Regions from separate parts of the Homo sapiens genome. Here region 1 is linked to region 2. A link is an interaction called in ENCODE POLR2A ChIA-PET data of the cell type or tissue named here. Cell type or tissue: K562. All regions are shown on one strand. Links, peaks and the distances in the headings refer to the core of each region. The heading gives the core; the rest is flanking DNA.

The links. Peaks named below come from ENCODE experiments on the same cell type or tissue, not always from the same donor. Only the 100,000 strongest peaks of a DNase experiment are listed, where the experiment ranks them.
Region 1: POLR2A ChIA-PET joins it to region 2 with 5 read pairs; 2 of 35 experiments call an interaction of 5 or more read pairs at or near these places.

What each region holds. Positions count from the first base shown.
Region 1 is chr20:23,367,515-23,370,327 of GRCh38, forward strand. It overlaps GZF1 (GDNF inducible zinc finger protein 1), which reads left to right. Exons shown (of 6, transcript NM_022482.5): 4 at 1,248-1,415; 5 at 2,070-2,227; 6 at 2,577-2,813. Among named protein-coding and RNA genes, the nearest start is that of GZF1, 6.7 kb to the left of the region's middle. In K562, for the core only: no CTCF peak of the experiment used is centred there; no DNase peak of the experiment used is centred there.
Region 2 is chr20:22,908,382-22,911,194 of GRCh38, forward strand. No RefSeq gene overlaps it. Among named protein-coding and RNA genes, the nearest start is that of SSTR4, 130 kb to the right of the region's middle. In K562, for the core only: no CTCF peak of the experiment used is centred there; DNase peaks (open chromatin) are centred at 750 and 1,210.

The DNA.
Region 1 (2,813 bases), core at 184-2,683, 460 kb after region 2:
GTAAATCTATACCCTGGCTTATGACCCGGCTATTCAGAGTAAGGGCTCTGAATGACATGAAAAAGTCTGTGCTTGGATGTTCAACTTTAAAATGCACAATTAAGCATACAGTTAACCTCAATTGTATTGAAAACCTGCACATAAAAGACCAGAAGAAAATAAGTTGTTATATGATACATTAAGGTAGTAGGATTATCTCATTTCTGTTTTCCAAAGTCTTTATGATTTATTAATTATGTGACAGATAAAACTTAAGTTGGCTTTATTCTGCTTCAGCACAGTAACCCTGAGGTTTAGAATCTTGTGGAAGATACAGAAGCATACAGCACTGAAGTGTTCCAATTCTTCTCAGTTTCTTCTTTGCTTGCATTTTTTATTCTTACCTGTAAACACTGGCTTACAAGCCTCAAGTTCAAATGCATGTGAGACAGAGATGACATGTCTCTGACTCATTAGACACCACATCTGTGTGATTAGACACCAGTTCTGCTCATTCTGAAGTCATAATTCATGTCATTGAATGAAAATCTCATTTAATGTCATGAAATTAGCATTTAATGACATGCATTATGACTACAGAATGAGTAGAATTGTTTAAAGAAAGCTTGGGATTGGGGACAAGGTCAGGTTATAATGAAGGATTAAGTTAGAATTGGTCCTTTGATAATATTAACATGGTAAGATTTTATTAAAGTCACTATTTTTATTTTGATGTCTGTGAAATCGGGCACAGCTAATAATTTGGTAAGTCTGATTTGTGGGATTAAACTACAAAAAGTGAGATATTTAAAACTCTTGTCCTACAATTCAATCAAGTTGATTGGAGTTGCTACTCTAGAATAGTGATATATATCCATTGTCAACTTCCCCTTTATTCTGATAAAGATCCATAGAAGTGTTCCTTTGAAAATAATCCAGCAGTTCCTCCAAACAGAAGTTGTGAAATTATTTTCTTGTTTGGAATGAGTAAATTTCTAAAATGTGAGCCAGCTGAACAAACAATACCTCTTTGATTCTAGTCAAATGGAATTTTTCTTGCAATTTCCAAGGATATTTTACACCAACTTTCAGTAAGTAGCAAGCATCTTACATGAATATATATTTTATGATAGTTTTTACTGGAAAATGTAACATGCTGCCTACCAAGGCACTTTTGAGTTCACGTGGGTTTTAACAGTGGAGACCTACTGTTCCATGTGTTTTTAATGCCTGTATTGTTTATGACTTTATTTCATTTTCTCATGTAGGTGAAAGACCTTTTATGTGTGAAACATGTGGCAAGAGTTTTGCTTCTAAGGAGTACTTAAAACACCACAATAGAATCCATACTGGATCCAAACCCTTTAAATGTGAAGTATGTTTCAGGACTTTTGCCCAGCGGAATTCACTGTACCAGCATATTAAAGTCCACACAGGTATGGTTGGAATGTCCCAGGGAAGGGAGTTTAGTTTGGCCAAAAAAAAAATTCTAAAGCTTGTAGATTTACCAGTAAATTACTTGGAACTAAGCTTTTGAAGAAAACTGGCCAAACTTTGTATGTCATAATAGCATTTCTTTAGAGATTGTTTCTAACTCTGAGAAACTGAAAAGTGGGAGCACTTATGTGTGTAAACGGGAGAAGACTAAGTCCCTTTGCTACATGGAGTTTTTACTGAAAAGGACAGACAGCTTAGTCATGGTGTGAATGTAGGAAGTGGATGTGGATGTGTGGACATAGGGATAATGATCTGTACATGTTAGTAAATGCACATGCACACATGCATATTCAGTTGTTAGGGGTCTTGTAATTTTATACTCCATTACCATGGAAAACAGGTGTCATTCCTATAGTTATAATACCTGCTGCAGGCACATGTCCTGGCCCCTTTTTGGTGTAGGCCATAAATTCTTGGTATTATAGAGATAGTGGATTTGTAGCCCTTAAGTTGTTCCCAACATAACCTTCCTTATGTTGGATGCTGAGGCTTCCCAGTGGTTTGCAACAGCATCATTCACTCAAGTGTGTATTCAGAATTAAGCACAGTAGGCCAAAGGGACCCACCAGCAGTCTCCTCTCTCCCTGCCTCAGGGGAGCGTCCCTACTGCTGTGACCAGTGCGGCAAGCAGTTCACCCAGCTCAACGCCCTCCAGCGCCACCGCCGCATCCACACAGGGGAGAGGCCATTCATGTGCAATGCGTGCGGACGGACATTCACCGACAAGTCCACTCTTCGGCGGCACACCTCAGTAAGCAGTGGGTTGGCTTATTTGAGAAACAAGCTGCTGCCCTTAGATGCACGGAAAGAGAAATACCTACCACCATTCTCCAAGGTGGTTAGAGGTCGAGACAACAGGTACTTTCTCCTTGGGTTGTCTCTGCAGTGGAACGCTCACGGAATGAATGAAGTGGAACACCAAGCCCCAAGGCCCAGGGAAAGCACCATCCACGATGACTACTCTGTAACAGTGAGGGTGGTGGCAGGCGGGTACTTATTAGTGAAAGTTGAAAATTGAAGTTGTAGAGGGACTATTGTTTTAAAAGATGCACTTGTCCAGAGACACATTCAGTGACCTTTGTTTTGTGTTTAACTTATAGATACACGATAAGAATACTCCATGGAAGTCTTTCCTTGTCATTGTAGATGGCTCGCCCAAGAACGATGACGGACACAAGACTGAACAGCCTGACGAAGAGTATGTGTCATCCAAGCTTTCGGATAAATTGCTGTCTTTTGCAGAAAATGGCCATTTCCACAACCTGGCTGCAGTCCAAGACACTGTACCTACCATGCAGGAGAACAGTTCTGCTGACACAGCCTGCAAGGCAGATGAC
Region 2 (2,813 bases), core at 229-2,728:
TCAACCCGCCTTGCATTCCATGTCTACACTTGACTTCCCCCAAACATTATTATTTATTCTTCTTTTATAAAGCAAGGCTGTCCTAAGACTTAGAGGTAGACAGTCAAAAGGCAATTCTAATAAACAGTGATTAAGTGCGATAACAGCAGACTGTAGGTGCCCCTGGTGCCCTCCCCACTCCCATATATGCTGATGTTTTCCTGCTGCGGGCCCCAGTGACTTCCTGATGCTGTCTCTGGCTCAGAAAGGGGCTCCACCTGCAGGTAGAGCAGGCAGGCAGTGCCAAGGGAGTCATGCAGCAGGGAGCTGAGCTCAACCAGTGATGTCGGGGAGTCAGTGAGAAAATACCTCAACCTCCTCACCCTTCTGGAGAAGGGCTCTATGCTTCTCTTTGAGGTCTCCAGTGGGAAAAAGCCCCATTTTCCATGGTGGTAAGCTGTGTGAAAACACCCTGTATCCACTTGCTTCTCTTTCCTCTTCCATTCTCCACTCCTCACCTGGCATTTCCTGGGGGTCACCTCCCAGATAAACTGTTGCATTGGAATCCTTGTCTCAGAAGCTGCTTCTCTGGGAAGCTAACCTAAGACAAAACCCAGGACTGGGGAACCAGGGGAATCACCCCAGGGAATGAGAGCCAAGATGAAACCTGAAAGGAAAGAAGGAACCCGTCCACTAAAGCAATGGCAGGTGTTGGAGAGCAGTGTGGGAACCAGGTTAAAGATCTGGCAGGGCTGGGAGGGGCAATAAGCATGACTTGCTTGAGCGAAACTAAAAGAATTTCCTGGAAGGTGATTTCCTAGAATTTTGCTGCAACGTAAAATATGGGGCAGTGAAAGGGGAAAGTTTAGGTGCAACATGGACTATAACCTAAGACCCTTGGGAGCTGTGTTCTTTATGTTAAGAACAATGGAAAATCACAGAGGGGTTTACATGGGAAAGGACAATGATTGTATTGACATTTTAAGAGATTTATGTCTATAGATCCAATTAGATTGGAGTGGGGGGAAGACTGCAGGCTGTGCGATCACATAAGAAGCTATTAGAGGCAGGCAGGCAAGAAAGAATGGAATTAGCAGTGGGAATGAAATGACTGGATGGATCTGAAGGATTTGTGGACAGTGGAAACAAAAGGATATGTGCCTATTTAGAGGTGCTAGTTGTGAGAGAAGGAGGAACCCAGGATGGCCCTAAAACCATGACTCATGCAACTAGATGGGCAAGAGGATGGAACAGGGGAAGAAAGCTGGGGGAGGAGCTGGTGGGTTCAGTTTTGCCATTGTTGTGTTTGAGCTACTATATGATGTTCACATAGCAATGTTCAGTTACACAGTGGTATTATATGGGTCTGAAGTTTAGGAGAGGGGAATGTGCTGAGTTTGGAAATAATCCATATATACAGAGGCTAAATGCATTCATAAAAGAGGATAAAATGTTTCAGGGAAACATTGTTCATTTGAGCAGAGAGTGAGAAGAGACAAGTGCCAGGAGAAGTATGAGAACTACATTTAAAGGGCGGATAGAAAGCAACAAAGGAGGCCTAAAGGGAATGGCCAGAGAGGTGAGAGGAAAGCCAGGAAAATGAGAATGCCACAAAGGGCAAGGGAAGAAGCAGTTATATAAAACACTGCCAAGATGAAGTTCAGCTATGGACTAAAAATCCTACGTTACATTTCAAGGCAAGGAAATCTTTCGTGACTTGGGGAGAACAGCTTCTGTAGAGGGGTGGGGATACAAGATGGTTTCCATGTGACTGAGAAGTGAGCGTAAAGTGAGGTGGGTATAGACGACTTTCTATACATTTGACTCTGAAGGGACTGGGAGAGATGAAGTAACAGAGATATGGGCTTTTAATTGTATGCTATGACAGGAACATAGAGGGTGACTGCAGTAAAAGGTGTGGAGCTGTGGGCACTTGATTTCTAGGGGAACATAGAGGTGATGAGTCTAAAATTATGCCTGTTTTGGAAGAGAAGGGTTGGCTCATCTGAGAGTCACAGCGTGGAGATGGCTCTGATCCTGGAGAGTGAGTTGGATGAAAAGAGAGGCTCTGATCTAAGAAGCTGCCATTCAAGTTGTAAGAACCCAGAGGAATATACATAGCAGTATCTACTTATTCACAATTATCAGCAGGGACAGATGTCGTGATGAGTTTGGGGGTCACTTAAGGAGAGAATGGGAGGAGAAATCCCTGTAAAGACTGGAGATGGACAGTTGAGGGAGCTGGAAGAAGCTCATGGGGAGACGTGCATGTATTCAAACTGGACGGGGGTGCACTGAGGACGTCCACAGTGCTCCACAGACCCAGGGAGGTCCATTTGTGTAGATCTTCTGAGGAGAGTCCAGAAAGGTGCACTGCCCTTTCTGCCCTCTCGACCTCTCTTTTAAAGTCCTCTGTTTTGCACCCAATTTTATTTTTTTCCTCTAATACTACACCTCTGGCTTCCACCTGACAGAGACACCGTTTGTTAGAATTGTGAGCCTGCAGGGGTGTCCCAGCCTTGCCAGCCAGCATGCTTGTGTTTGATTGTTTCCTTACTGTTCCCTGCTATGAGTAAGCTGACCCATCCTCACCATCTCACAAACCCACAGAGAACAACTCCCTCAGCTTACATTTTGGTCTCTTTCCTGGTTGATGTATTAGGATTACATTCAATTGTTCCTTTTCTGTGGCCATCAACACTACAAACAATTGCTATTATAACTTGTTTCAATGGTCAATATTATTTTAATTAAAGCCATCCTGGGAACAGCTGGACTCACACAGGTAATGGCAGGGAAGGGGTAGAGGGCAGGTAGCATCAAGGCAGAACGTG